3 separate regions of the Homo sapiens genome follow, and regions 2 and 3 are each linked to region 1. A link is a loop called in an ENCODE intact Hi-C map of the cell type or tissue named here. Cell type or tissue: CD4-positive, alpha-beta T cell. All regions are shown on one strand. Each heading gives the region's core, and the rest is flanking DNA. Links, peaks and the distances in the headings are about the cores only. Region 1 overlaps HIF1AN (hypoxia inducible factor 1 subunit alpha inhibitor). Region 2 overlaps PAX2 (paired box 2). Region 3 has its middle 17 kb from the start of PAX2.

Region 1 (10,460 bases), core at 1,761-6,760:
AAAAAAGCCTTTCGAAAACCAACTGTCACCAACTGGCTGTGTGACCTTGGCCAAGTTACTTCCCTTCTCTGAACCTCAATTTCCTAATTTGTAAAATGATAAAACAGTACCTAGTTCGCGGTGGTTTAGAAAGGACTCGTGAATATAGAACACTCCTTGGCATGAAGCAAGCACTCCCTTTCTGTACCTCCTCCTGTCCTTCCCTCCACTCATAGCCTACCTCAGATACTTAAAAATCATGACAATGACAATGCCTCACATTTGAACTCAGGCTCTTGAGTCCAGGGTCCAGGCTCTTGACCCCACACACTGCATGGCTGCCCATACTCGTCTATCGGGCCCTCCTGGGCCAGGCTCTGGCAGTTGTCCCTCCCTTCCCCAGGGAGGCCCCTCACTGTCCTCATCGTGTCCTGGCCCCTAGGCCCCTCAGCCTGGCACTGAGCCTATCATTTGTAATCAGGTCAGACCATGGCTTGCTTACTCCATCCTGCCCCAAGATGCAGCATCAGCTTCACCCAAGGCAAATCCCAGCCCAGCTGCACTGCACCTCCGCCCTACCAGGCAGTACATCACACGCCTAGATTGCTCCTTTGACTCCCAAACAAATTCTTCACAACAGCATTTCCACCCCTCCCTCTGTGTCCGTCCAGCCCAGCCTCACCCTGGCCACCCTTACCTGAAGAAGCCAACCTCAACCTTTACTCTTACTTTTAGGAGATCAAAACCTGGGTCCAGGTTGAACCCCATGACTTCCCCTCCTTCTCCCCATTTCTCTGAGGCTTCAACCTCCTGCAGGCCCTGTCCCCCCTTCCCTCTGGAACTCAGCTCCTTCAAGTGTCTGCTCTCTCTGGTAGCTTCCATCTCCCCCTCTCCAGTGGCCCCTTCTCCTATGTCCTCTGTCTACAGATTTGCTCCTCTTCCCCTGGCTAAAAAAGCGTTGCTGCAGTTTCCTTTTCAAAACCCCAACCTGTCTCCAGTCCTCTGTGTACTTCTCAACGGATAACCTATAGCAGTTTATACTTGCTATGCCCCCATTTCCTCTCCACCAACTCACCCTCTAACCCCTACCATTCTGCTGACCTCTTCATCCCCAAATCTAATGACCTTCACTAGGGCCTCACTCCTGTCTCCTGCACTCAAACCCCTCTTCAGAGGTGACCCTGGTTCCCACCCCTCCTGTGTCGTTCTTCCTCCCTCCCTCTCACTGAACTCCACCCTCAGTTCCACTCCTATTTACCTGGGAAATGACTCTCAGGCATGTTCACACCTACCCACCCCCCGCCCAAACCCTCTTTTCTCTCCTTTTCTCCTTGGGTGTTCTCATCTGCCTAATCCTCACTACCTCTATGAAGCTGAGCCCAACCCTGTTTCTTTCCCCTGGGTTCCAGCCTCATACCTCCTGTTGTTGCCAGATACTTTCTGTTGCAGCCAGACCCCTCTGCCCTACGAGCTCACTGTGCTCCAACAATGGTCAGAGCTGTCCTCTTCATCTCTTCACTGCCCTCCAAACCTCAGGAAATTCAGGCCTCTGTAGCTTTGCTCCCCTGAAGACCAACATGTCACAGTGTTCCATCCATATATACATATTTTGGAGACAGAGTCTTGCTCTGTTGCCCAGGCTGGAGTGCAGTGGCGCAATCTTGGCTCACTGCAACCTCCACCTCCTGGGTTCAAGCAATTCTCGTGCCCCAGCCTCCCAAGTAGCTGGGATTACAGGCATGCATCACCACACCTAGCTAATTTTTGTATTTTCAGTAGAGACAGGGTTTCACCATGCTGGCCAGGCTGGTCTCAAACTCCTGGCCACAAGTGATCTGCCTGCCTTGGCTTCCCAAAGTGCTGGGATTACAGGTGTGAGCCACCACACCCGGCCCCAATATATTTTTTCTTCATTTTCATAAATTCATAATCAGGGGGAAAAACACAAAAGATAAATTTTCCCCATTTAAAGATGCAGCTCTAGCTTCCCTCCTTCAAGGGGCCTTCTTTTATAGGCTCCTACCCACCTCTGAGCTCCCAGGTGTTCACCATCAAAGCTCACCACCCACCGCTTGACTCTGCTGTGTCTCTCCCTTCTCTAGGCAATGCACAAGTCCTGTCTCCACACCAGGTACTGGGATCCTCAGAGGCTTACGAAGCTCGGCCTTCACTTAAGGTGTCTACTCTCCAAGACCAAGCTGGGGAAGACAGCATCAGATGGTTTGTAAGTTCTCTTCCAGCTCCAATATTCAAGGATTTGGAATTTGAGGGTTCCTTCTATAACGTTCCTCTGGGAAAGTCTTCAGAGTGTCTTCAGTTAGCAGATATCCACATGTTTGTGAGCTGCTGACAAGAGTGCCCCCCTTTTGGGGAGTTGAGGCCCAAGAGAAACCAAGAGGATCATAAGATACTGTGTGTGGATGTAGGGGTGAGGGAAGTGTCCTGGAGACGAACTCCCTTGAAAATCTCCAATATGCTAACCTACACACACACACACACACACACACACACACACACACACACACACACACACAGTTCACCTAAACCCCCTGGAGGCAGAAACGTTCCCCTAGAAGCTCTTAAGGAGCATCCTCTTCCCCTCTTTCTCCAAAAAAGGGAATAGTCAGTATCCTGGGGCTCAGTGCCTCACCACAAACCACAAAGCATGGCTGCCCCCATGGGGCTTCACTGAGCATGGCAGCCTCCATTACCCGTCCTCCTGCCCCCATCAGGACAGAACCAACCTCCATCTCCAGCTCTCCAAGAAAAGGCCAACGGACTCCGCCGTTCCTCCAGTTCTTTCCCCTCTCCCACTCCTCCCAGTAGGCTGAGTCCACTCCCTGCAGCAATCCATCACCCTCAACACGCCCGTCCACCCACACCCCCACCTCCCCGCTCCTGAGCGGCACCCACACACATGGACGGTCCTCGGTTCATCTCGCCCTAGGTCTCCAACGCCCATCTGGAGCTTCCAGGGTGCGCCCGGATCCCAGCCCCGGCCGCCTCCTCCCGCCACCCGGGCCAGAGCTGCCTGAAGAGCAAGCCGGTGTCCTCGGCAGCCCCGCCCCGGGCTCTGAGGACTAGATCTCATCCCTAAACGAGGTCAGAGGACCACGGACCTCAGACTCACCTGGGAAACTGGTCACAAATACAAATTCCTGGGCCCCATCCAGAACTGCCGAATTATTCTGGCGGTGGAACCCGAAACCCGCCCTGCCTGCAGCCCCTCCGGCGAGCCCGAAACGGTACAGACCCAGGGCCCCGTCCGACGCCCGACCCCTCGCCCCAGTGCCCCCGAACGTGGCCGCCACTCTGCTTTGAACAGCGAAGGAACTCGAGACAGAGCCGAGCTGGGCTGCGGCCAGCCCACGGCCAGTCGGCGGAAGGTCGGGGGCCCCAGGCTCTTGCGCGGCCCCACAGACCCTTGCGTCAGAAGAGTGGCCCCCCGCGCCATGGGCTCTGCGGCCAGGAGGCCACGTGCGACGTCGCTCAGGCCGGAACACGTGGCTCCAGCAGAAGCCACATCTGGATTCTACACGTGCTGGGCTGCGGGCGAGGTTCTTCCACACCACAGGCGTCTTCTTGCCACCCAGGAGACCTGGGCCGGCAGCTTCCCTGCAGTGCGGGGCCCACGGGCTCCCCGCAGTGGGGAGTGCGAGAAACGCAACTGCGACCTCGCCGCGCACTCCGCTTCCGCCATTGGCTCAGGATCCCTGCGTGGAGCGAGGGCGCCACGCTGCGACTGCAGCAGGGACGGCACGTCCCAGGGGAGAGCGCGGGAAATATGGTGCGTGAGGTCCCAATTTCCAGGTTCCCTCCCACCTCAATGACTCGTTTTATAGCCGCCCCCTCAGGCTGACCTCTACCCTAGACCCCGTCTAACTAATCGCTAATCCCCTGACCTCAGGAAGGCCAGGGATGAGAGTCACAGGCCAATGCCTCTGGGCAGCCATAGGAAGTGAGGAAATGCAGACCCCAAATTTTCCCCTAAATCCTAGAAATATGCTCCAGATAAAAGTCTTTGCCTGGGTTCAGATTCTAGACTCCTGTCCTTCATTCCAGAAATTTCAGCACCATAGAATCACTGGCAAGTCTCGGACAGTATTCAGGCCCACTGCCATGGTGGCTTCCTATCAAAAATATTCTCATTTGTCACTGACCTTAGCAGGGGAAAAGACCTCAGAATTGGACCCAGTGCTCAGAGGTGGCCTGACCATCTCAGAAAGCAGTGGGGTAACACCTCCCTTGATCTGGCTGCTCCGTTTGGTTAATGCAATTCATGGCTGTGTTAGGATTTTAGCAGTCACATCACACAGTTGACTCATATTGAGCTTGCAGTCAACTAAACCCCCCAGGTCTTTTCTTCATGAACTGCTGTCAAGCTGGGCCAACCCCTACAACCGGTACTTATGTCATTGATTTTGTTTTAACCTAAGTGCAGGACTCTACATTTATCCCTGTTAAGTTTAATCTTGTTGGTTCCAGCCCAGTGTTCCAGCCTGTTGAAATCGTTTTGAATCCTGACTCTTTCATGCAAAGTATTAACTGCCCCTCCTAGCTCTATCACCTGCAAACTTGATGAGCCTGCTGCTTCGGTCAGTTGTCAATAAAAATGTCAGAGAGGACACAGGCCCAGACTGAGCCCTAAGGCATACTGCTGGAGACTTCCCTCTAGTCTAGGCTGACATGGATCCATTAATCAACCCTCACTGGGTCTGACTGTTCACCAAGCTTCCTAGCCATTTGGTTCAGATGCTTCTGCCACAACTAGATAACATGAGAGGCTTTGTCAGAAATTTGTCAGAGGCTTTGCTGGAAATTTCTCTTGCCCAGGCTGTGGCCCCCACATCAAGCTTAGGCCTTCTTTCTACCCTCCACACCCCACCATCATTTGTTTACTCATAACTTTAGGGGATTATATTTCCAATGGTGCCCCCTCCTGCATGACTTAATATTTCTGAGCTTCAGGATCACCTTGGGTGTGCCTTTGCTATTTCATATCCCATCATCCTATGCCTCCTCTGAGACCTCATTCTCTTAAATTCTCTGTCCTGCCACCTTCTCTGCCTATAAATGTGCAGTGGCCTCCCTTGCCTAAAAAGCTCTCTACTAGCTGCCCCCTTAAACTGTGGTTGGCTTCTGCCTCTGTCCTTCTTTTGAAAATCCAAACACTTCCAAACTCACCTTTCATGTCTCCTAAGCCTTTAGCAATCTGGGCTGCCAATCTCTCAGCTGAGCAACCATATTGCCCAAGCAGTGGACAGTGATGGTGGAGATAGAAGCAGAAGATTCACAACCACATCACAAAGATCAGATATGGTGGCTGCATAAAGCAGAGAGCCCAGGACCCCTCACAGACCAAAGTCAGGCTGCGGTCAAACTAGGCAGGTGACCAGAATGTTCAAAAGGACTGAGACATGAGGTCAGAGCCTAGGCAAAGTGCCTGGTCACAGACAAGAGCAGTGAACACTGAGAAGCCTGAGCCTGGGGACTTCTTACACAGTTGCTATAGGGGTTGGAATCAGTCCTGGAGCCAGGTCAGCTGGGAAGACAGCCTGGCTGGAGGGGGGAATGATGTGAACAGAGAGAGGTAGGGCCTACACTTTTCCTGAGCCCTTATTCTAGGCTGCCCAGCATCAGTTGTTAGCAACTCCAGAGTGCCTCAAGTTCAGGGCCATACCCTCAAATATCTATGTGGGCCAGACAGGTCACGTGAGTGAGATCTAGGGTACAACAGTGAAGAGTGGAGATTGACAAACTGAAAGGAACACAGCCAAGGGGGCAGTTGCTCTTCAGCTCCAGCCAACTGCTGTCACATGGGAAAGGCGATTTCATTACTGCCAGATCTGATTTTCCAAAGAGAGAAATCTTTTTAGGTCAAGTTTCTGATCTTTAATGTTGTCAATTTTTTAAAACTTTCAAAAACTTGTATTGGCCAAACAAAACCATGTCTGTGGCCGACTGGACTAGCGGTGGCCATCTTTTAACGGCTGCTAGTTACGTGGTACTTGTAGAGGCTAAGTGACTTGGGTGTGTGGTAATATTACATTTAGAACCCACTCTCTGAGTTTCTTAATGTCAATGAGAGTGACTTTGGGTTATATAGAAACAATTTATATTCATAAATTACTTTGGTTAAAAAATATATTCAAGGCCAGGCACAGTGGCTTATGCCTGTAATCCCAGAACTTTGGGAGGCTGAGGCAGGACTGCTTGAGCCCAGGTGTTCGAGATCCGCCTGGGCAATGAAGTGAGGCCCCTGTCTCTACAAAAAATAAAAAATTAGCCAGGTGTGGTGGCATGTGCCTGTGATCCCAGCTACATGGGAGGCTGAGGCAGGAGGATCACTTGAGTCCAGGAGGTTGAGGCTGCAGTGAGCCATGCTTGCCCCACTGCACTCCAGCCTGCGTCGAAAAGCAATGCCCTGTCTCAGAAAAGAGCAAACTATTCACCTCTTCAAAGTTACATATCCAAAATCCTCTCTTTTCTAAGCTTTTAAGTTCTGCTAACAAATCTTATTATTTTGCTTATAAAACAAAAAAGTTTAATGTTTGATCCAACTTACATTTAACTAAACTCCTTTAAACACTTAAATGGCATTTATATGATTAATGTATTTGATTTCCTTAAGTACTTAATTTATCTGACCAAGACAAAACCTGATCAAGTACTTATATTTCCAATAAATTAAGTTTATAAATACAGGAAATCTTAAGTTGTTCTAAATGTTCTAAAACTACAGAAAGACTTAGCAATGATTGTACCACTGTACTCCAGCCTGGGCAACAGAGTGAGACTCCGTCTCAAAAAAAAAAAAAAGAAACTTAGCAAAATTTCAACTTAAAATTCGAGTATAAATACACACTTTTTAGTTGGCATTACAAAGCAAACCTGTTACTCTCACAAATGCTCTTCCATATGTCAAGGACTTAAAATACAAACTGCATAGATCCTTACAGCAAATAGTAATGATGTGGGGGTTTGATGTTTTTAAACACACCTGTTCTTCATCCTAAGTCCTCCATCATTAAAAGATGCACACCTACCAAGGAAACACCTGATGCCACTGCATGTATTTTGGAGGTTATCTTCTCAGATGACTGAGATTGCAGAACAACCAGATATGTTGGTTGGGCCACTGACTAGACTGTGAAAGGACCCAGAAAGTGCTATTTGTGGCCTCATAAAGCCCTATCACATGGCCTCCATTACATAAAAAGGCAGTCAGTCAGCTCACATCCCTGAGTTTGACGCTATTCAGGGCCTAACTGCACTTTCTCACAGAAGTCTAGAATCCCATCTAGGCTGTCAGATACCTTGTCTCAGTGGCAAATTTCCTTGGCTGTCAAAACACAAAATGTCTTCTCATCTTGATGATTTCTGCTTTTTATTTCTAGGTGAACCACTGCTCTTAAGAGTGTTTGTTTTTTCAAGAGATGGGGTGTCACTATGCTGCCTAGGCTGATCTCAAACTCCTGGCCTCAAGCTTCCTCCTGACTCAAGCCTCCCAAAGTGTTGGGATTACAAGTGTGCACGACTGTGCCTAGCAACTCTTAAGTTTTTCAGATGAAACCTGGTTGAATGCAGGATTGCTGTAACAACTTTGACTTCTGGTCACAATTCCTAAGGTTCTCCTGACAGAATGCTGGCCTCCTCACCCTTAGTTCAGGGTCTTGTCCTCCGCTCCTCATTGCCTATCATCGTTTAGCTTTCCCCTCTAGAACACCCATCTTCTTTCTTGAGACTCTCACCTCTTAGCATCACCCTTTCTGCACCACACCCCCATGCCAACGATTCCCAGAGGTCCCTACTCCATCTCCAGTACTGTGGAGTCCTGCTCCCTTCTCCATGATTCTTCCCCATTCACACTCATGCTCCCTCTTACAGAACTGATCTCTCCTCAGAAAAGGGAAATCTGATGTTACTTGTTCACACTAAGACATGCACAGTTGAGTCCTCCTGTTTATGCTGGGTAAACGATGCTTCCTAAGAAGAAATGGAGGAAAAGAAACTAACATTTACTGAGCACTTACTAGGCACTAAGTTCTGAATTAACTTAGTTAGTTAATGAGTTGTCTCATTCATTCTCAATAGCCACATAAGAGGACCTATTAAGAAATCCAGGGCCAGGTGTGGTAGCTCGCACCTGTAATCCCAGCACTTTGGGAGGCCAAGGCAGGCAGATCACCTGAGGTCGGGAGTTCGAGACCAGCCTGACCAACATGGAGAAACCCCATCTCTACTAAAAATACAAAATTAGCCAGGCATGGTGGCGCACGCCTGAGTCCCAGCTACTCGGGAGGCTGAGGCAGAATTGCTTGAACCTGGAGGAGGTGGAGGTTGCAGTGAGCCAAGATCACGCCACTGCACTCCAGCCTGGGCAACAAGAGCGAAAACTCCATCTCAAAAAAACAAACAAACAAAATCTCCCGAAACCCCCACTCCCAATATCTCAACAACCAGCATTTATATAGTGCTCAGTTTACATAGTATTTCCACACACATTGGCAGGTCATCATATTATTAACCAATTTTTTTAAATGAGGGGACCGAAGCATAGCGAGATGAACACCCCCAAAGGCACCCAGCCTGTGCAAAGTCCACTGACATTCTCACTTAGGTTCACTGGCCAGAAGCTTGTGTTCTCTCCACTCAGCCACACTGTGTCCTCCACAGACATCCTCCTGCCCCATTTCCTTTACTCTTCTGGGAATCAGATGGCAACCCAGAACCAAGGTCTCTGTTCCTGTTCCTCAAGACCCTGCCCTATTAAACCCTTTCTGTCCCCAGCCCAGCACTTCATGGACTTTCAGTCCCTTCCACAACTTTATCTTTTCCATCTTGCTTTTCCTGCCCCAGTCATCTCTTCTGTGATTTCACTTCAAGCACCATTATCTTGAGAGTCAGAGTAGGATCAGAAAAGCCTTGCTGCTGTAGTCTCTCCAGACACTAAGGAAACACTTTTCAGAGACACTTGGTCTTCATAATAAAACATTTTCCTGAGTGCTTGAGCCAGGTGTTTTAAAAACATTATCACGAGCCCTTATAACAATGCTACAAGTTATGTGCTATTTCCTACCCCTCACAGAGGAAGAGGTTGAGACCCAGAGACACTGACTTACCTAAGGTTAGAATTAGCTAGTGGCAAATGGTGATTCAAACCCAGGAGTCACCTCCAAAGCCTCTGTTCTTGTCAGTGCATCACACAAACCCTTGTGAGAACAATGACCATGCAGACTGTAGGTGGGGTTTTGTTCAAATATGATCAAAAATTCACAATTCAAAAACTTGGAGGCAACGTTCTTAAATCCATGGTCCTACCTCTAGACTAGCAAGGCAGACTCTGACAATCTCTACCCATCAGTAACCTCTGACTCTTACTAGCATGACAGCCTCTGTGACAATCTCGTCTCCTGCATCCTTGTGCACATCCCAGGGTCTCCTTCTTGCCTTCTGACTGTGCTGCTGGCTCATACAAACCTTCAATGCCTCTTTAGGAACTGTCCTTTTATCTCCTTGGGGAGCAGCAGCTCCAATGTCTTATTTTCACCCAGTATGTTTCAGGTATTTTTAGTATTGTTAAAAATATTTTTGGAAGGTCATTCCCCACTGATGGCATAGGTGATAGTATCCTTGTAAGCATCAGAGGTTACTGACAGGGGTAGGAACTGGTAACACAAGCATGAGTTGACACTTATACCTCTGCTCTGCTCAGGAGCTGACAACTAGATATGCCCTGAGACTAGAAACAGGAACTTAGACAGAAAGCTAGATGGGGAAGAGAGGTAAAGACTGAGAGACACAGAAAGACTGAGCCCTTGCTATGGACCGGTCATTCTGCTAAGCCTTACCCTGACAATGTAAATGATGTCTTCCCCATACATATAAACAAGTCAAGTTTCGGGCAGTTTGTCCATTTGCCCAAAGTCATGCAGAATGGCAGATCCAGGTATGCAGACTCCACTCTCAACCACTACACTATATTGCACTATATATATTCAAGAGGTAATAAAAACCTGGCCCAAGCTTAGCTTAGATGATGGGTTAAGGAGCACAGCTTTCCTGATAGTTCTGACCTCAATGACCAAGTGAATAGGTTTTAAGTAAACGGAATAAAACAGCAAAATTAGCTAGAGCCAAAGAGAAGGTTTCCAAGGCCCAGAGCCAGTTATCTAGAAGGAAAGACGTGACTGCAAGGTGACTACAGAATGGCCTGTAGCCCAGAGGGATGGGTTGGCACAAGCTAAAGAGGTATCTTCTTCACCCACAAAGCTAGGGACCAGGGTCTGAGGCAAGAGGATCTGAGTATTTATAGAGAACTGCAGGGAGACTTGGCTTATAGTGAGGAGGAGAGGTGGCTGGGCGTGGGGATAGACCCAAGAGATTAATGGGATCATGATGTGGAAAGGGCTGAGAATTCCAGCCAGCCATAATACATCTCAGGCTGAAGTCTGAGTAGCTTGATTCAACATTTCTTCCAA
Region 2 (10,460 bases), core at 1-5,000, 270 kb before region 1:
AAATTGATGGAGTGGGCAGGGCAAGGCTCCCTGTCTGGGGTGGACCTGGAGGCAAAGCCAGGCACTGGGGGTCTGGTACCCACTATATATGATGAGGGCAGTGTTCACTGGGCTGCCCTGGCCCAAGCCAGTGCCCTGGCAACTTCCAGAAACGTACTTGCTGGGCACCAGGCAATAGTCAGGAGTTCTGCCATGCTGGGTTTTCATGGGTTATGACCAGGATCTCCAAAGTGGGGTGCACGTCTTCCAGGGAGTGCAAGATAATCCATTTGGGTGTGAGAACATTAGAACTTCTATTTTCACATATTCCAAACTCGTTCTTTTAATATTTTATCTTTTACACGATTCATAATATGTTAGCCCAGTAGTATATTTATGGAATTTGTAAATCAGTAAATATACTTATATTGGGAGTACACATTCAGAATTCTTTTGGCTGAGAGGGTGTATGATCAAAGAAGTTTGAAGGCCACTCTTCTAGGAGGCTGGCGGTCAAGACAGCCAACACCAGGCAGGGTGAAGGGTGCAACTGCCATTTGCTGAGATGAAGAATCGGGAGACACAGGTGCAGAGGGAGGGGGAAAGGAATGGACTTTATTGAAGGTTTGCTGATTTGTTGGGGTCCTGTACATCCCCTAGAGGGTGCCGTGATATGGGTGAGCCTGGGCAGATTGACTTGAAAGAAAGGTCTCTGGGATTCTGATGGGAAGGAGGTGTCTAGGAGACACTGTCCCAAGCCAAAGGGGAAGGTCACTTCTTAGTCTGCCCCAATGTCCTGCTTGCATCCCTGGCAGCTCAGAGATTCAAGAGCCTTTCAAGTGGGAGGAAGCTGTGGTAGAAGCTGGGCTGGGAAGGTGTCCCAGGGGCACAGAAGGAAAGTTTCCAGGTGGAAGCTGGGCCCTTTGTGTTGACAAGAGTGTGGGAGGACCAGAGCTGGGAAGCTGCTGAAGGGATGGAAAGGCGATCCTCCCAAGTATCTCTGATGCAGCAGAACAATCCTGGACAGTCACCACATCCCCCTTCCCCCTGCAACCTCTCCTAAACAGAGAACAGAGAGGTGGAGACATACAGATCTTTCACTGGACACCTGGACACAAGAACAGCAAGGATGGCTAAAAAAACAATTCTCCTACTACCACACCCCCAGACCCATCCAGGGACATACAGACGAACACATAGATGAACAGAAAGCCATACCTATGCAGGAACCCGCCGACCGCCCCGCGACAGACATAGGCGCCTGCGCGCCCTCTCCGGGACACACCCAGACCACAGCACAAGGCGCACCAATTTCAGCCGCTGCTTGCTGGGGCTGGGGCTCCGCAAGACACTGGAGGCGCGTGAAGTCCCATGAACCAGCTCCTAGGGCCTCTGCGGGGCATTCTTCGGGCCCAGAAGTAAACGCAGAGCGAGGAAACTTGCGGCAAGCGTCTGCGGTCTTCGCGTTTCATTGCAGACTTCGGGGATAAAATTGCTGCTGCGCCCACGCGCAACTGCACTGGATAGGGAACGGAGGGAGGAGATAGGACAGACGACCACCCCTCCACCCACGTGGAGAAGGCCTCAGACTTCGGGTTCTGAGAGCCAGCACCCTAAATCTGGGTGCGGGTGTACTGGTAGGACCACAGAGTTGGCCTAGTATAGGCGCCTAACTAGGAGTTATTCTGAAGTTTCGGAGAGTAAGAACTTCCTGTCCCCAGGGCCGGGGTGCGTGGGGGAGGGTGGCTACTAAAGGGCAGGCTAGTCTCGGCCTTCGCCGTGGTTCAGCTGCCGCCAAGGGGGTCTCGGCAAAGGAGTTGGAGGTGGCAGCGGGAGTGTAGTTGGGAGGATCATTGAAGGGGCTTTTGGGGATCGACCAATGGAGGGGAGGCCCATCTCAGAGACAGGGAGAGACAAACTTGGAGCCATGGGGAGTGACATACAAAATTTTATTCTTTATTTATTATTATTATTTATTTCTTATGTGCACAAAAGAAAAAGAATCAAAACGAACCGACGCACTGAAAGTGGCCGAGGAGACCAGAACCGTCCGGGGACATTTAGCAGGTTAGGCCTGGGCCTGGGTCCGGGGTCTCTGCCCGGCCAGCCCCACAGGACTGGGATGGGCCGGACCTCGGCGCCCTCGCCGCCCTCGCCGCCCCGTTCGGGCCACTGGAGCCTGGCTGGGCGCCGGGTTCCCTTAAACGATTCTCTTTTCTCTTTTTCCTTCTCAAATAAAAAGGGCTCGCAGGGGAGAGAGATCTGGGCGAGGACTCCAAGCCTTTTCGGATTTGTTCAAGGATTTTTATTTATTTTCACTTTATTGACTTTGTTTCTGTTATTTCGAGTCGTCACGATCCACGGGTGAGGAGACATGCAGGGCGCATCGCCACTACCGAAAGAGCAACTACGGGGCGGGACGGGGCGGCCCGGCCTTCGGCCGCCCGGGGCGCGCGGGGCACGCCCGCGAGGGGGCGAGCCCGGGGGCTGGAGCTGCCACCTCGGATCTAGCCTGCGGAGACAGGGCGGCCGGGCCAGGTCTGGGGAGAGAGGCCGAGGAAAGAGCAGAGACAGACAGACAAGAGCGACAGAGACGGAGAGAGACAGAGACAGAGGGGGAGAGAAGCGGAGAGGAGAGAGGGGCAGAGGGAGAGAGGGGCAGGGAGGAAAAAGCGAAAACACGGAATTACAGAGAAAGAGCCAACAAAACAGGCCAGAGGAGTCCACAGGACCATGTTCGTCATTTTGCATAGAGATTTCTTTTCTTTCGTAATTTTTTTTTGTAACATAAAAAATGCCCCCCTCCCCCAGGACGTGCTGTGCTTTAATGGGCGTGTAGCTGTGTCCCCCCCTTCCCCCCCAGCGAGCGGCGACTCTCACAGCACAGACAGCGGGGCGTATCTACAGGCAGGGCCGGCGGGCGACAGGGACTCTACGGGGCCGGGCGGGGCGGGGCGGAGGGGGAGGGGTTATGTACACCGGGTTTCGCCTTCACACGACACACACCGTCTTTCCACAAAGCAGCAGCCTGGTGGGCTTTTGTGTTGTTTTGTTCCTTTTTGCAAAGACCATCATATTAAATAAATGTAGACTTTTTGTGGTTCTGTTCAGTTCCTGCCGGAGGAGGAGGCTGGGAGGGGATGGGAGGAGTGGAGTGGGCAGCCCCCCACTTCCACCCCGCAGCAGCTCAGACGCCAGCTCAGAACCGGTTCTTACCACCGGCAGATTGAGAGTCTGTGTCGGGGGAGGGGGCATCAAGTAACTGCTGGAGGAAGACCCCAGTCCGCAGTCTATGGAAACTGGTCCTGCGGCGGTCCCGGGAGAGCGTCCGATGGGGCTGCGAGTCAGGGAGGAGGATGCAGGGCGTCAAGGGACAGGCGAAGGACTGGCAGGAGGGGAAACTGGGAGGCCAGCAGGTGGAAGAGACGCTGAGGTAGGGGCAAGGCAGGGCTGAGAGCCGGGTCTCGCAGCAGGAGGTGCCGGGCCCTGGGGAACTAGGCAGGCCAGGAGGAGCAGTGAAGAGCCGAGAGTCCGGCTCGATCGGTGCGGGCTGCTGGGCCCCCCGATCCTTGGGTCCCAACCTTGGAAAGACCTGACGCCCCCAAAGCCCGTTCCTAGAGCCGGACCCCCACACCCCCATTCCATCTTCTGGGACAGGGCACACCCGGAAGGCGAGGGCAGTCCGGCTGGCACTGGGGGAAAAGAATTTTTCCCAGGGATTCGGCAGCGGGCTCTTCCTCCTGCAGAAAGTCGTTTTCTTCTTAATCTCCTTGGCCCAGCCCCTCCAGCGAAGCCTCCTGGCGCCCGAGCGTCCGAGGCGGGTGCCCGGGGCTGGGCCGCGCTGCGGTCCGCGCTGATTGTGTGTCACAGAAACATCCGGCGCGCGCCAGCAGGTCGCGCCCGAGTCCGGCAGGGTGGCTGGCGGGCTTCGGGGCTGGCTTGGTGGAGGCCGGGACGAGCTGGGCCGAATCCCCCTCACGGCGCCGCGCAGTCCAGGCAGGCGGGGAGGGGCGGCAGGCGGGGCTGGGGGCGGCGGGCCCGGGCCTGAGGGTCCCGCCCACGGCTCCACCCGTCCTGTCCGACCTTCGAGGGGGGTGATGTGAAGGGTTGCGGGGGTCGTGGGATGGGGTGAGGCTGGGGCGGTGGCCGGGAGGCATCGCGTCGCGTCGGTCCTCCCTCCCTCCGGGGTGGGGTCAGACGGGGACGATGTGGAGGCCGAAGCTGTCGGCCTGAAGCTTGATGTGGTCCCCGCGGTAACTAGTGGCGGTCATAGGCAGCGGCAGCAGCGGCAGGGGCGGAGCCCCGGGGGGCGGCACTATAATAATAAGGGGAACCTGGAAGTTAACACAGGAGAAGAATGGGCTGGGTGAGAGGACAAACAGGAGAACAAAAAAGGAAAGAAAAGCACAGAAAAGACCTCCCCTGGCTGGGGTCCAGCGGGATCCGGACTGGGAGACCTTGGCTGGGCAGTGGAGCCAGTTGCCCCGGAGAATAGTTGCGTTCACGGGGCATGAGAGGGACCCGATCTGGTGACGCCCGGCTGCGCACCCTCCAGGGGATCCGAGGGCGAGGGCGGCGCAGAGCCTTCGAGCGACCAGGGAGGGCACGGGAGGGCAGGAGGTGCGGGCGTCCTCGAGGGGTCCCCGGGCCTCAGTGCTGCACTAACAAGCCTGTCCCCCTGGCCCGGCCGGGTCCCCAGAGGTCGGGTCGCCGGGAGTGGGACCGTGCCCAGAAGCCGCGCGGCCGCGCTGAGCCGCCGGCCAGCCAGGTGGCGTACTCACTTAGTAAGGCGGGGTTGCTGAATCTCCAAGCCTCGTTGTAGGCCGTGTACTGGGGGTGGCTGTACGGGTTGCCGGAGAACTCGCTCCCTGCGGGAGGGTCGGGGAGTGGGGATCAGACGCCTGCAAGCCAGGGCGGACCCCACGAGTCCGGCCGGTGGCTTCTCCGCCCGCTCCTCCCGCCGGGTCTCAGGCGCAGGTGTCGCGGGCAGGGTAATGGCCGTGGCGGGCGGGCCGGGCGGAGGTGGGGCGATCACCGCGTCCGCGTGGAGAGAGCCCGGGGAGGCGGGAGGCACCGACGCGCTCGCACACCCACGGGCGGGACCTGTGGGCCGGTGCCCGCCCAGGGCTTCCCAGCGGAGGCGCTCGCGGCCACCCACGAAGGGTTTGTATTGGGGCGCGTCCACCCTGTCGCGCTGGGGGCCAGGGCCTTTATAGATGCCACTCCGGTTCTAGGAGGCATGGCCCCTAATGGGTGGAAATGGGAGTGGGGGGCGGTGGCGAAGAAAGGCCTTCGGGACATTTTTCTCCCAGAAAGTCCTAAGAATGGCATCAATGTGCAGTGCCAACACAAGAGGTGGGAGCTCTTTTGGGAGACACCGCCCTCCCGCCTTTCCCTCAAGAGGTTGGATGCGTGGGCTACGCGGCAGGGGATGGAGGCGGCGCAGGTGGACTGCCCGCTGGTCCGCTAGCGGTGAGCGGAGGGCCCGTGGGTTGGGAGCCGTCGTCGGAAGCTACCTCCCTCCCTCTGCGGGAGAAAGGCCAGGCCTCCAGGTTTCCCCCTCGCCCTTTCTCCTGTGTGATGACCCCAGACTGTTTACAGTGATCCCTAACCGCGGGTTAAGTAGAGGAGAAGGGGCCCCTCTCTGAGAGGGAGCTGGGGTGGGGGTGGGGGATGCAGCCACTGGAAAGCCTGTTTATTGACGAGGAGGGAAAGCATGCGTGCAGCAGGATAATGAGCTTCTGAGCTCAACTGTGACCAAGAGGAACTGAGCTATCTCCTTCCCCATCGCTAATGAAACAAGTGTAATTTCCTCATCAGCACTAGATTCTGTTTAACGACTCCCCCCTCGACACCACGAGCTCTCTGCGGCTCCCCTCTTCCCCACCTCCCTGCAGACTCCCTGCCCCCACCTCCCCACTCTTCCCTCACCCCACCTCTTTAAAACCTCCTCCAGCCCCCACCTGCTCACTGCTGGGAGTTTCTCCCTAAAATCTCCTTGCCTCCCAACAAGGCTTCTACTTTCCTTCCCCTAAATCTGGGCAGGAATCCCTTTACCCACACCTCTAACTCCCTTCAGCCCCTAGTCCATAAGACCCAGCAGCAATCTCCCTCTTTGCCGCTGCCCCTACCCCAAGCTCTGCTTACCCAGGGTTATACCTAAATGTCCCTGGATGGATGGGGCCAACCACTCTCTTCTATCCTCCCCATTCCCCATACCAATGAGAGTTGAACTTCAGGGAAAGGCCACATAGAGGGCGGCCAGAGGGAGTGAGTTGCTGGCTGAGTGAGTCTAACCCTCCTTAAGACAAGAGTGTTTTGGTGTTTGTGCACATAGGAACTTCAACTCTCTTTGGCTTCAAGACCCTGCTCCCAATCTGGGGTTAGGGGTTAGGTATAGTACAACCTCCAGCTGCAGTCACCAGACCTTAAATACAGCCTCTGTCTCTCTGATTCAAACAACCCAAACCCAACTCCTCTGATTAGGGATGGGTCAGAGCCCCAGGGAAGCAATGGAAGGCTGGGTGCCTCTGAAGAGGTATAGGGGTGTTCTAGCCTGTCTCACTGCAGCGACTCTCCCTGCTTCCCGCCGCAGCCTGACCTCCATTCCTCTTAGGGACTAGCTCCCTACTGTCTCTGGGTTGGGGTTGGGGTTGGTTCTCAACATTGGTCTTCCCTTGTGTCTTGGTGTGGACCAGGGTGGCTTTGTCTGAGTGACTGACATGCCCCTGGAAATGGTTCTTGGCTCCAAGTTTCCATGGAAACCAGGGCAGGCTCTTCCAAGCAGTGTCAGCTGGCTGGGGTGGGCTGGGCACTGAGGGTGGAGCTGAGGCTGAGTGCTCCTCGGGCACAGACTTGGGTGGGTGGGCGCTGTGGAGGGGCCATGACATACAGTGGGTTGCACACAAGGGGGCACTTCTGCAAGCTTCCTCCCCGGCTTGCTCATGAGGGAGGATGAGGGACCAACTGCAGCCTCTAAGGAGAGAGAGGGACAGAATAGCAGTGGTTTGCAGGGAGGGGACGTTGTGTCTCCCCCCACCCCAGCCTCAGACTACAGACCATTCAGCAGCTCACCCACAATTTAGTTCCCCCCACCTAGATTAGGCAGCTGCAGCATTGTCACCTACCAGGCACCATTCCTGCCAGGGTGGAGGTGGGGTAGCTTCCCTGGCCAGTGGGGGGCACGTGAGGGGGGTAACCAGGCAGAGTGGTGCTCGCCATGTCACGACCTGGAAAAACACAAAGGGGAAGGGGTGAGGCCTGGAAGAAAGGGGCCTGCCTCTACTCACACCAGGGTACTGCACGGAGAGGAAACTCTTGGAGAGGAAAGAGCTCTGTGCAGACGTGCAGGGGTATGTGTGCCACTGTGCACCTGAATGCGCCATCTGAGTGTGCCTTTGCATGTGTCTAAGCTAAATGTCTATGATCAGCTGTGTGTACGCATCTCTGTTTTGTGTAGCTCTTTGTGTCTCTGTGTATTTGTGTGTGTGTGTGTGTGTGTGTGTGTGTGTGTGTGTGTGTGTATCTGCCTTTGCCTGTGTCTCTGTGCATTCCAAACCCAGATGGAGATGGGAGGGAGATGACCTGGTTTTACTCCTCCTTCTCAGCAAGATATTCAGCTGTGGTCTCTCCAGCAGCCAAATGGACCTCTATCATCTTGCTTATCTTTCCTCTCCCTAACACCCCATCTTTCCTTCAGGCTTGGAGGACACCCCACCATCACCCCTACAGGGACTGATGGCTATTCCTTGTCCTCTCCAAGTGGAGCTGCAGGTCCTGGTCCTGGCAGGTGTGGAGAGCAGGGGGGCAGCCAGTGGGCTATTTTGCTGTTAGTGTTTATGGCATTTACATGATAGAAAACCACCCTGAAGTGAATCAGGAGCTTTGAGCCAAAAGTGCAAGTGGACCAGATAAAGTTCCAATGAGCAAAATCTGCTCCCCCACCAGCTGCTGGACTTCTGTCCCTGGAGGGCTCTATCAGCTAAAGCCTGGAGGGTGGGAGACAAAGCGAGTCAAGATGAGGGTGCTACCCCTGGTCCACCGACATGTCCTCTGGGACACAGCTGCACATGACTGGGCTCCCTACCTTGCCTGCATCCTCCATGGCTATGAAGGGGCCACCACCTCCCTTTGCAATTTAGCATGCTCTGATCTCTAATAATAATTTGCTTTCTCCCCTCTGCCATAATCTCTTTATCCTCTCCTGGACCTCCTGGAACCCCCTTAACCCCTCCAGATTCCCCTTATTCTCCTCACTAGCCAATGCCACTCTATTACTCTAATGCCTCTGTCTATCCTTGGGAAGGCAAGGCATGGCTGGAGAAAGTAACAGAACTATGCATACCTGGGCCCGTTCACTTTCTTTTCATCAGCTGGGCCATAGTCATTATTCTCCCAATGGCTATTCCAAAGCATCTCTCTCTCTCTTTGCTACTCTCCCTTTGAAGATGGCCTCACCTCCCTGCATTCCAGAGCTGTATGAGTTTCCTCATCCCTACCTTGACACGTCTGAGTGATTTATCCTTCCCTAGCTATACAGAGCTACAGCTCAGGTTTTTGCATTTCTAGTACCCTGCTGAACATTTTCCTTGGCTGTCCCTCTGTTACCTCAAACCTAACTGGAATAAAAACAGATTCATCTTCCCTCTGTCGGTTCTTATGATCTTGAATATCATAAGACCAAAAACTTTGGAGTCCTTCTTGACATAGCCTTCTTCCTCCCATTCTAGATGAAGTCAGTCACCAAGTATTGTCAATTCTCCTTGGCAATGTCTGTTACATCTGCTCAATTTCCATTTCTTCCACTACCTTCCTAGCTCAGCTTCTAAGCACCTTCTTTTTGCCACAGAATATTTTTGCTTGCATTCCCTGACTCCACATTCTTCCCCTCCTGTCTGTCCTAAATGTGGCTGCTTGGCTAGTCCTCATGAAACTTTGCTTTCATCACACCACTTCCCTTGTAAAAACTATTACTGATTCCCTGTAGTCTATAGTTTGAAATGAAACTCTGTGGCTTTTAAAGCTGCTAAGGTACTCTCTCCATCCAACTTAAGATTATCACCTCTCCTGGTTTAGTTTGACTGTTTTCATGGCTTGTGTGATGTGAACCCCCTATGCTTTTGCCATGACCTTTTCTTCTTCCTTACGGTTTTCCTCTCCTTCCCCACTGAAGCCTTAAAATCCCTACCATTCTACCCATCAGGGAAGTTTCTCTCTTCCAAACTTCTACAGCATCTGTGCTGCATGGTTTACCATGCCATTATATTTCATAATATATGAGCCCTGATGTTTCATATCATAGCTTGCTTCTTCAAACAGATCATAAGCAACCTGAGGGCAGGACCCTGTCTTCTGCTTTATCCTGCATAGTTGAGAACGTGGTAGATGCTCAATAAACACTTGTTGATTAATCGTCCATCAATCTATTGCACTTAACAGCCAATTCCTGATGGGTTATCATTTTTTTTATTGTTTCATGTATATTGGTCTCATTAAAGAAGTAAAGGCTTGGATAAAATGTAAATATTAGAATATGCTTTTTCTTTAAAAAACAATTTAAACAATAGATTATGATTTTTTATAGGCTGATAAGAGGTTTACAGTGAGGGACTCATATATTGTGACTTTATTATGCAATAGAATGACTTTCCTCTATACCTGTCTAATATAGCCAATATCTTTCATTTCCTAAAACTCGAGAACAAGCAGAGTAGAACTGCCAAACAAGAGATCACTTTTGACTCCTAGAGAGACAGAATAAAGGATTTGTGTTTGCTTTGATGTGGGTTTTCTTTTATTGACTTCTGTTGTCATTGAAAGCTACACTCCTCCTGACTGTCTCTCAGTGGAGTGGACCTGAAGTAGACAATGACAGCAATATCAAAATCAATTCCTAGAGAGATTAATAATATGGCATTTATTGGTCAAAAAAAAGAGAAAGGCCCAGGACAGGATCGAGTTAGGGAAGACGCAGAAGTTTTGAAGCTGAACAGATATAGAAACCTAATTCCTCCTTCCCTGTCATCATAAAGTCTGCAAAGCAGCAGGAAAAGGGGTGTGCCTCTTTCTTAATAAACAGGAATTTAAATGCATCTGAATTCTGGTTTTCAGTTTTATGATTCCCACAATCTGTCACCATGAATTCCTTATAATCTAAGGTTTTGTCACGGAATCTCCTACCTCACTTCAGGAGGAAGGAAGACAGGCTGGATAACTAGAAAGATGTTTCCAGCTAACCTGGATGCAGTCCTATTGGAAAGTTTTATTTCTACTGCCTTTCTGTCTTGCAAAATGGCAACTTCCCTCAGGTAGGAACTTTTGCATGCTGAAAGTCACCCACTGAACAGCTGATTGAAAGGCACATTGCCAAATTCTATTTAGAAAACTGAAGTTGGGCAGTGCCATGTAGAAATTTTTAAAACGTGAAAGAAGAGTCCCAAGACAAGGAAAAAGCACGCAAGCTTCCTCGTGTTCTGCATACA
Region 3 (10,460 bases), core at 2,005-7,004, 170 kb before region 1:
GCCTGCAAAGTGATGTCAGTCAAAGGGCCCAGCCCTGTACCTCAGCCTCCCTCTGGCCTCCTCCCTCAGGCTCAGCTTCTCTTTGTCTCCTGGCCCTCACCCCTGTCCTGCACTGTCTCTTGGGCCCTCTTGCTCATTGCCCGCCCCATTGATTGAAAGTCTCTCTCAGGATCTCCAAGGAGTCCCAGGAAAAATGATCCGCCAGCCTATTGATTCTTCATTAGAATTACATTTTCACGTGTGCTAAATTGGTTTTAAAAGCTTTTTCTGTTGTTATTGTCTTGTCAGACCCTGAGGTCCAGGGCAAACCAAGTTTAAATGTTGTGGCTTCTTAGGAGAAAAAATAATCACTGGGGCTGGGTCTGTGATTACTGGCTTCTCTGCCTTATTGTTGTCATGATGACAATTGTGATTTGGTTTAAGTATCTTTAGGAAAAGGGCCCTGCAGGAGGCTGCTCAGGTCAGGCTGGGGCTGGCTGGTGAGAAAGCTGAAGACCCTGAAGGAGAGGTATCAGGGCAGTTTTTCTTTTCCTGAAAATTAAATTTAGCACCTGAGCCTGTATTAATTTATTCTGGGACAAGATGAAAAGCAAAAGTTTTCAAAAAATCATTTTTTATTTCCTCACTCCTGTTCCAGATCAAATAGAGGAGAAATAAAAAACAGGACCCTCACGTCTTCTAGTTCCTTCCCTTCTCCCCTAAATAGCTGGGGAGCAGGGAGGAGCATCAGTCTCCACCAAGGTGCTGAGGGAGAGGTTGCAGCCTCCTGCTTTGTAGCAGGGCAGAGGCCTAGTCACAAGGACTGGTCATCATTATGCTTTGCACTGGCTAGGGAGGAATGAATCCGAATGATGGGGAACAAGGGGGAAGAGAGAGGCAGAAACTCCAATAGAGGGAGGAAGAGAGGAGAACCAGAGAGGGAAGGGTTCAGGGCCCAGACTGGCAGAGAGAGAGAAACACTACCAGAGACAGAGGCGGAGAAGCACAGGGCAGAGGAGGACAGGAATGGATGGGAGGAAAGGAGGAAAAAAGGAGAGAGGGAGACAGAAATAAGGAAAGAAGGGAACAAGAGAGACTGAGAAGAGGAAATGTACAGAGGAAGGAAATGAGAAGGAAAGACAAGAGAGAAAGGGAGTAAAGAGATCAAGGCAGGAAGAGGAGCAAGCCCCAGGGAGCCCTCAGGCCCTCCAGCCTGTTCCGCCTCCAGCAACCCCCTCCCCCAACTCCTTCTGGCCTGGCAACCCGCAGGCCATGCTGGGGAGTGGGTACCAGGCGGCAGCGGAGCCGAGGCAGGAGAGTGGAATGTCTTCGTGATATGTTTATCCCCTAATCAGTTCATTAGTTATAAACAACATGACATTAGAAGTTAGGAGGCAGTTGATATTAATTTTTATTTAACTAGTTGATGTTTAATCCGTCACGCCAGGCTGGGTAGCGGCGAGAAAGATCTTCCTGACACAAAACCAGTTAGAACTTCATAAGGCACAATCAGTGTCCGCGCCTTGAAACAAACAAGAGAGACAGAGACAGAGAGACAGGGAGAGACAGAGAGACAGAGAGACAGTGGCAGCCCTGCCAGAGATGGAGTCGGAGACAGAGACAGAGTGGAGGGCTGGGAGAGAGCTAACCCAGGGCAAGAGCTGGGGGAAAATAAACTAGAAAGGCAGAGAGCTCAGACAGCTGGCAAGGGGCTGACAGCCCTGAACCTGGGCTCCAAGCCCAGGACAGCCCCGACTTAATAGGGACCAGGAGACCAACGCCCTGGGAAAGTCCGGCCAGGGCAGTGGTGGGGTGGTCGACCAGGGCCCTGCCAAGCCTGGCCGCTGCAACTACTAGCGCCTTCCGACAAGGAAAGTGTTTAGTGTCCATCGGTCTGGTGGGTGGCAAGGGTCTAATGTCACAGCGAGGCGAGGCCCTGACTTTCGGAAACTCCTCTCCCAGGTCTGGAGGCCAAGAACTTCTTCCCTCCCTGCTCCAGGAGGAGCCGGCCCAGGCAAGAGAGGAAAGGAGAAAAGGGCGTGAACTTTGCACCCAGCGGTTCAAGTTTCACAAAGTTTGTTGCGGTCACAGACAGAGAGGGGTGTGTGTGTGTGCACGTGTAAGCTCGCCAGTGGCAAAGAGGGAGGAAGTAAGAGACGGCGTGGGGATTCTGCAGGCGGGGGAGGGCATTTCCCCGGGTTTGACTAAGCCTTCAGGCGCGTCCCTGCATGCGGGCTCCTCGGGTGGCGGCCCTGGCTGCAAGTCTAAGGTCCCCTTGGCTTGCCCGGATTAATCTCCCCCTCTCAACCCCGCCCCCGAGCAGGAGCACTCGGCTTTTTCCACCTTCACTCCGGGCACCGGCGGGCACTGGCTTGGTCACGGCTTCCTGAGCAGGCACGGGAGCGGGGGCGGGCTGTAGTTTTCCGCCGTCGCGAAGGACACTGTTTGAGGCGACAGAGGCATCTTCGCCCGCGCGTAGACTCAAGCCGAGCATCTCACTGTTTGCGTGCTAATCTGAGTCCACTGCGAAAAGGAAATCGCTGAAATTCCGAAGAAAATTGCCTCTCGCCGGTGGTTAATAGTTAACTCAGACGGGAAAGTTCCCAGGGAAAGGCGAAAGCCAGGGCGAGAGGTGCAGGGGAGGCGCCCCGGGAGGGCCTCGGCCAGCCCCGGTCTCTCCCCTCCCAGGCCGCGCTCGGCCCCGCGCGCCTCCCCTTCCCGGGCGACGCATCCCCCACCCCGTAATTAGCATCGTTTAGTTCACAAAACCTTTCCTGGGAGAAATCTGTTCTCTCGTTCCGGGGCTCGGTTCAGCACCTGATTCCGCCGGGTGAAGCGAATAAATCACTGCGGCGGCGGGGGAGCCGGACCCAAGCCCGCCAGACGGTGGCCGCCGGGAGAACGAAAAAGTGAGAAAGAGGCAGCGGAGCCAGGAAAAATGATGCAGGGAGACGGCGCAATCCTAGCCCAGGAAGAGTGAGGGGCCCGGGAAAGGGAAACCCAGAGGCAGAGAAGGGGCCAAAATGGAAGAGGGAGATACAGAAAGAGACAGAAGAGAACAAGAAGGAGAGTGACAAGGAAAAGCGAACGAAAAGAAAGGGAAAATGAGGAAGGGAAATAAGTTAAAGAAACAAGAGCGAAGAGGGAGATTAAGAAGGAAGGGACAGGCGAATAAAGAAAATAAAAGAAAACCAGAAGAGCAAACGCTTTTGTTTATCTACAAAACCCCCTTGCAGGGCGCGCTTTCCCGACCGCGACCCGCGGCGGGAAGGGGGCCAGGGCTCTCGCGCTGAGGCCGCAGGCCCAGGAGGCCAGGGCGGGGCGCTCAGCCTGTGCGCTTGGGGCGCTAGGCGGGGTCCCGCGCGGACCTGGATTCCAAGTTGAACTTCAGGGCGCGGGGCGCGCCGGAGCATCTGCCCCTGGAAAGAGTGGTGTCTGGGTGTGGGGTGTCGTCCTGGGTCCATGGCGGGGAAGGGGACGGGTAGATAAAAGGTTCACGGCTCGTTCTTGGGCACGCATTGGGCGCCTGGGACTTTCAGCCCTGGCGCGAAGGGAGGTGGGGAGGCGGGGTGGCGGGAACCCGTGGTGGGCAGGCTGTGGCCGCTAAGCACAGACCCCCAACGTCCCCGCAGCTCGGACTTCTCATTCTTCAGCCGGCCCTGGGAAAACTCCCTTCTTGCGGATCTAGTGTCCAGGCTGGCGCGCCGGGCCACAGATGCAAGGAAAAAGTAACGCAGCCAGAACCGCGACCCAGCGCCAGCGGAGGGCGCATTTCCTGAGCCGCCTTCCCACTGCGACTCAGAGACGCGGCTCAGATTCTGCCCGTTCCCAGGGTCTTCTCCAGCACCGGTGTCCCCAGGCCAGAGGGTAGAGAGGAAGAAAGAAGAGGAGAAAGAAGCGGGGGCAGGGGTGGGGTGGGGAGGAAAAGGGACGGGAGAAGGGTGGGGGAGGAGAGGGGGCGGTGCAGAAGAGAAGCAGATTGCAATGAAAAGTGGAAATGCAGACCGGATGGAAAGGAGGGCTTAAGGATGCTAGGAAGCTTCCCCCTTCGGTTTGACTAGGTATCTACGTAGACAGAGATGGGAGCGCCCGGTTCCCCGGCCTCACCATTTTGAGCCCCTGTGCTTTGGCGCCCCCATGATGTCGGGCTGAAGACTGAGACCGCAACAGGGCCGCTGCAGGCTCCGGTATGAGTGAGACCGAGATCACAGAGTGGAAGACTTCCCTGCCCACTAGGCGGCCCTGGGATGACAAACGCCCTGAAATTTTCCAGCCTTTTGAGACTTCTGGGTCGACCTGGTCCAACCCACTCTGCTCCTCCTCTCTCCTCCTGTCCCCTCCTCTGGCATTGGCTGGTGGGTCAGCTGCAGAGCTGGACTAGACGAGTGGAAAAACAAACAAAACAAAACAGAAAAACCTCCAGGAAGGAGACTGGCAGCTCAATCAGTTCCTACTTCTGCACGGAGACAGAATGCAACTGATGCCTAGACCAGAATTCTTTGGAAGTAGGAAGGCAGAGACTGAGCTGGGCTGACTCAAAGAATCAGGGCACCAGTCAGTCAGTAAACCTGGACTGGGACAATGGGGCTAGAGAGGTAAATCACACACTGGCCTTGTTTTCAAGGAAGACATTACCTGGTTGCAAAGAGAAAGAGAGAGAGCTATCAACCAATAAATTCCAGGAAAGTGTCAAGATAAAGGTGACTGGGATACAGAGAAAGGTAATTGGGAGTGTCAGGGAACACTTCATAAAGGGAATGGGGTTTTGCAAGATCAGTAGATGTCCACTAAATGCAGGAGCTAAGCAGGTGAAATATTCCTAGGCAGAAGGAGCATCAAGATAAAGGCATGGGGAGGGGGCAACAGCCTACCTAGCTGGGGAAGCAAAAAGGATTCTGTGAAGCCAATATATGGGTCAAGTAAGGGAAATAAGGCTGGGAGGTTGGCAAGGCCTAGAGCAAGGAGAACTTTTGCTAAGGATTTGCTTTTCTCCTTTAGGTCATGGATGCAATTGAGAGATTTTTTGTTTGTTTGCTTGCTTTGTTTTGTTTTTGTTTTTGAGACAGGGTCTCACTTTGTCACCCAGGCCAAGTGCAGTGGCACTATCACAGCTCCTCGCATCCCCAACCTTCCAGGCTCAAGCAACCCTCCCACCTCAGCCTCCCGGGTAGTTAGAACTACAGGTACATGCCACCACACCTGGCTAATTTTTTAATGTTTTGTAGAGATGAGGTCTTGCTATGTTGCCCAGGCTGGCTTTGAACTCCTGAAGGCAAGCAATTCTCTCACCTTGGCCTCCCAAAGCAGAGATTACAGGAGTGACCCACTATGCCTTGCCTGGGAGATTTTTTCAACAGAGGAATGAAAAGATCTGATTTGGAGGGGACTCTATGGACAATGAGCTGTAGGTAGAGAGAGCATCAGAGACTGAGTGAGTGGTCTGCAAAAGAAGATGTGAGGCCTCAAAAAAGTCTAAGGGATACAGAAGCATTAGATGAGAGAGGCAGAAACAAGATGGTCACAGATTTTGTGTGTGTGTATGTGTGTTGCAGGGTGAGATGCTAAATTAAGGTCAACCTAGGTTTCTGGGTGAATTTCATCTCAATTCTGATTCCTCCCCTGTACCCTCCAACTCTCTTCCCTTGCAAATCCTCACCTGTAGTGGTTGTGAAGTGGAAACCCACATGTCCTGTCTCACTTGACAAATGGGTTTTTCTCCCAACCTCATGCACCCTTTACCGGGCAGTCTCATAGAACAATGCACACTATAGAAGATGATAACTTCTCACTAATCCCAAGACATCTGAGAAAGCAGCACCCAAGGGTAGAAGATGGAGTCAGCAGTCTGGAGGTGGACTCCACCTTTCTCAGATCTGAAATGTACCAGCTATGTGACCTTGGGCAAATCCCTTGAACTCACTCTGCCTAAGTGTTCACGTCTGTAAAATGGGGACAAGAATTTCTGCTTTATAGAATTGTTGGCCGGGCGTGGTGGCTCACGCCTGTAATCCCAGCACTTTGGGAGGCCGAGGCGGGCGAATCACGAGGTCAGGAGATCGAGACCATCCCGGCTAAAACGGTGAAACCCCGTCTCTACTAAAAATACAAAAAATTAGCCGGGCGTAGTGGCGGGCGCCTGTAGTCCCAGCTACTTGGGAGGCTGAGGCAGGAGAATGGCATGAACCCGGGAGGCGGAGCTTGCAGTGAGCCGAGATCCCGCCACTGCACTCCAGCCAAAAAAAAAAAAAAAAAATTGTTGGTCAGGTTAAGTAAGTTTTTATATTCCTGGCACATTTAAATAACACATTTCATCATGTTATTTCATTCCCTACCCCCACCCAAGCCTTGGACTTCTTCATGCATTGATTGAGCTTTGTCTCCTGCACAGGTACAGGGTGTCAGGGGTACAAAGAGCAGTAATGTAATGATGCTCTGGAAAAGTTGTCAACAAGAGGAAAGGCCTTGTACTCCACTGGAACAAGGTTAATGATAATAACAACAAAACAACTAACATGTCTGAGGGCTGACCGCATGTCAGATATTGTTCTGAGGACTTTATATATAGTAATTCCTTTAACTCTCACCTACTGTCATGAATCCCATTTTACAGATGGGAAAACTGAGGCACAGAGAGCTTCAGTAGCTTACCCACAATCACACAGTGAGTAGGTGGCAAAGGTTAGGTTCAGATCCTACCTTTGCCACCTACTGCCTCCCTAACCTACACTCTTTAAGCATATGCTATATTAGATACTCCTAGTCCCCAGAGAGAAGTCAGAGGGCAAGAAACCATTTTGTCTGGCTGAGAGGACTCTTTAAGGACATCAGTTGGTGAAACACAGGAGCCCCCCACCCCCTGCCTTCCAGATCCTCATGCCAGTCCTCTTTCACTCCCTCCATACTCTGCTATTTTCTCTGCCCAGGGCCTCTAAATCAGATAACTCAGATCTGACTGCTGCAGGCAGACTAGCCAAGACTGTGAGGCTGCAGGGCCTCCCAGCCCTCACTCAGCCCTTCAGGAAGCTCTAGGGCCCCCACCCCAAGAAGTGTTTTTTGTGTTGAGAGATTGATTTTTCCCAGTCAGGCCTTGCCCCTCTCCAAGATGCCCTCAGGCCCTCCCAGCTTCCAGGCCTGCAGCGTCACTATGGGTGTCTCCTCTCCATGCCCTGTCCCAGCTGGGCTTAGCCTCTGATCAGGCCTAAGTGGGCCCTGATCCTCAACACCAGCCACAGCAAGAATTCCCTAGACAGATCCTGATGGGCCACATGCAGGCCTGACCTGGGTTGTCCCATACAGATCCTCCATGAGACTGGCCAAGGTCCCTGGGAACTGCAGAGCACAGAGGACCCTGCCCATGAGCCCATCCTGTCTACAAGCTCCTGTGTCCACACAACAGGCACTGTGGCCAGCCTCAGAAGTGACCTCACTGTGGCCAGAGCTGCCCCCATCCCATATCCTAGAACTGCCCTGTAGTTCTTCCTTCTTATTTTTTTTTATTTTTATTTTTTTGAGATAGAGTCTCGCTTTGTTGCCTAGAGTGCAGTGACACAATCTCAGCTCACTGCAACCTCCACATCCCTGGTTCAAGTGATTCTCCTGCCTCAGCCCCTGGAGTAGCTGGGATTACAGGCCTGCACCACCACACCTGGCTAATTTTTGTATTTTTAGTAGAGATGGGGTTTCACCATGTTGACCAGGCTGGTCTCCAACTCCTGACCTCAGGTGATCTGCCCACCTCAGCCTTCCAAAGTACTGGGAGTACAGGTGTGAACCACTGCACCTGGCCAGTTCTTCCCTTCTCTAGGCCTGCAATGGTCTTTCTTTTCTCTCCTTGGGCAGGAGTTGTCTTTGCCAGAAGATAGAAGTTGAAGTTCTGAAATGATTCAGTTCTGTGGAGACCAGAATTAGTAGGAATGAAAATATGTGTGTTGGGGGAGGAGAGTCCAGGGCTTGTTTTTGAAGGGTCTCATTTTTTACTGGAATGTAAGCATTTCCTCACCAAGTAAGACTGAATGGCCTCTTGAGATGACCTTTGAATTCTTTAAAAGAGTCACCGTAGCTCAGCAGATACTACTCTCAAAGTGCTAGTATCATGGAGCCAAACCATTGACGCACTCCTTTTGGAGGTCTGCCTTCCTAGCTTGCAGTCCAAGCTTTTGAAAACCCTCCCTCTAAGACGGACAGGGTGTCAGGCCATAGGCCAAGGCATTCAGAGCAGACACTGGGGGTGGAGGTGACTGGATGCATGTAAATCAGAGAGAAGCGCTTTCTGTCTTGCCGCCCCTCCCTGGCTCTTCCTGTCAAGGAAAAGTGTTGTGTGTATGGGGGAGGGGGAGGGGTGGGGAACAGGGTACCCTTGAAGTACATTTATACCTTCCCAAGGACAAGTTGCTTCTCTAAGTCTTAGTTTCCTCATCTGAGAAGTGGGAAGCCTCATCCCTTCTGCATGGAGAAAGTAAAGCCTCAGAGCTCCCAGCACAGTTCCTGGCACACAGTAAGGGCCTCATAAGCGTCATTGTCATGATCATGCCTTTCAAGCAGCCCGCACTTGCGCCAGTCCCAGGCTCGGGGTTCACGGCAATCCTCGACACCTGTGGGAGTTGGGAGCTGGGGGTGGGGGTGGGGTGCGCTTTCTCTAGCAGAGCTGTTCCTCACCGGCCTACAGCTGCGGGCCTGGGGCTGGGGACCTGCTCGCCTACCCCGGCGCGGAGCCTGATGCTCGGCTGCGCAGGCGAGCCGGCCAGGGAGGGACGTTGGACGGCCGGGTCGGAGACTGGCAGGGGTGAGGAGAGCCGGATGGGCGCAGAGGGACCATGCCGCCCGCAGCCCAAGTGGGAAGCGAGCCTGGTCGCCGCCGCCGCGGAGCCCGCCGGGCTTGGAGCCGCCCCGGGGCCCCGCGCGTCCTCCGCACTCCGAGCGCCGCTAGCCCGCGGCCCGCCAAGCCCCGCCCGCCGAGCTCGGGCGCTCGATTAATAATCATAAACCCCCCGCTCACCCTCCTCTTAAAATTAATAACTCTGTAATTAGAGTCATTTCAGAAGCCTCCTGAGCCGCCGAGGCCGGCCGGGCCGGCGTCCGCCCCGCGCAGTGGGCAGGAGGGAGGAGGAGGCCGGGCGCGGCGGCCGCGGCATCTGCAGGTACAGAATGAGAATTAAAATCGCTCTCAACAATCCAATACACTTTTTATCAGCCATCTATCTGAAAGCCGGGCCCATTCATCATCCAAGGCATTCTCCCTGAAAACAAGACCCATTCAGATTTTATACAAATTATCATATTTATCATCGTCTCCAACTCCGGAGTAACATCTCCGCAAAGTGTCTGCGGTCTCCCCGGGGAGCCGCGCAGCTCGGAGCGCCCGAGCGCCCGCCCGGCAATTCCCCCATCGAGCCCCCTCCCCTCGTCCCTTCCTCCCCGCCCCGCCCCCCACCTCGCGGGCCTCCTCTCTGGCCTTTGATCCACCGGCTCTGCTTCCCCCTCCGCTCTTCCCCACTCCCCCCTCCAACTTCCCATCAATCTCTCTCCTGCACTCTTTTCTCTCTCTCTCTCCCTCTCATCTCTCCCTCGCCTTTGATCTACTCTTGCTTCTTCCCCCTTCCCCCTCAGTTTTCTCTCTCTCTCCAGGTTTGGGTCTCCCTTCCTTCCCTATCTTTGTCTCCAGCTCTGCTTGTTTCTCTGGGTCTTTGCTGTCTTCCCACGGCCTCATCTTCTATTTCCCTGGCAGAACCAAAAAACCAGAGGCGCTATTTGGGACAGAGCAGCTTGAGCCTCCCCTCATGGACTGGGGAGGTGTTCCAAAGTGGGGTTCCCCAGGATCATTGGAGGGGTCACTTTGGGCCCAGTCCAAGAGTCTGAGGAAATTAAGTGGGGCCACAGGAGAGATGTGTACGTGCCCATCGCACACTACAGCTCACTGCCCTCAACACACCACACAGGCTCCCCATATACACAGTCACCTCACACCACACTCGCACCACACACACAACCCCTAATACACATGCAGCCCCCAACACACACAGCCCTTGATACAGGTTACCCCACAGCTCCCTAATCATACTCATGCAGCCCTCCTCATAGACACACAGCCCCCCTCAACACGGCACACAACCCACAATATGTACACAGTTCCCTACCACACACATAGCCCCCCAATATGTACAGACACACATAGGTGCAGGAAGATACATACATTCCCAACACACAGGTGTGCACATCTACAAACCGACCTCTCCTGTCCTCATATCTGGATTATCCACCCCATTCCCCTCAATCTCCATTTACTTCTCCTGCATTTCTCTTTCTCTTTCAGCACACACATACCCTTCAGATGAGAACATGCCAGGCACCACAGCTCCTGGAACAACTTGTGGCTTGAGTTTCCCTGGAACCAGCAAGATCTCAGCTGTCCCATCCAGCTCCTGGAAGAGCCCTCCTTGCTCTGCCCTGACCTTCAGAGGTCAATGAGGCTTCCCTAGGACAGG

What was found. Peaks named below come from ENCODE experiments on the same cell type or tissue, not always from the same donor. Only the 100,000 strongest peaks of a DNase experiment are listed, where the experiment ranks them.
Region 2: it touches region 1 in a loop (6-fold over the local background); 7 of 110 quality-filtered maps call a loop at or near these places.
Region 3: it touches region 1 in a loop (4-fold over the local background); 16 of 110 quality-filtered maps call a loop at or near these places.

What each region holds. Positions count from the first base shown.
Region 1 is chr10:100,555,387-100,565,846 of GRCh38, reverse strand. HIF1AN (hypoxia inducible factor 1 subunit alpha inhibitor) reads right to left here. Exons shown (of 8, transcript NM_017902.3): 8 at 5,849-10,460. Among named protein-coding and RNA genes, the nearest start is that of HIF1AN, 25 kb to the right of the region's middle. RefSeq lists enhancers at 2,662-3,299, 3,302-3,351, 3,462-3,541, 3,300-3,938. In CD4-positive, alpha-beta T cell, for the core only: a CTCF peak has its summit at 3,686; DNase peaks (open chromatin) are centred at 2,836 and 3,646; H3K4me3 peaks cover 1,250 bases.
Region 2 is chr10:100,821,396-100,831,855 of GRCh38, reverse strand. It overlaps PAX2 (paired box 2), which reads right to left. Exons shown (of 10, transcript NM_000278.5): 8 at 7,107-7,208; 9 at 4,761-4,847; 10 at 1,912-4,313. The coding sequence ends at 4,237. Among named protein-coding and RNA genes, the nearest start is that of PAX2, 81 kb to the right of the region's middle. In CD4-positive, alpha-beta T cell, for the core only: no CTCF peak of the experiment used is centred there; DNase peaks (open chromatin) are centred at 2,925, 3,875 and 4,765; H3K4me3 peaks cover 2,330 bases; H3K27me3 peaks cover 3,794 bases.
Region 3 is chr10:100,722,931-100,733,390 of GRCh38, reverse strand. No RefSeq gene overlaps it. Among named protein-coding and RNA genes, the nearest start is that of PAX2, 17 kb to the left of the region's middle. In CD4-positive, alpha-beta T cell, for the core only: no CTCF peak of the experiment used is centred there; DNase peaks (open chromatin) are centred at 2,130 and 4,120; H3K4me3 peaks cover 504 bases; H3K27me3 peaks cover 3,261 bases.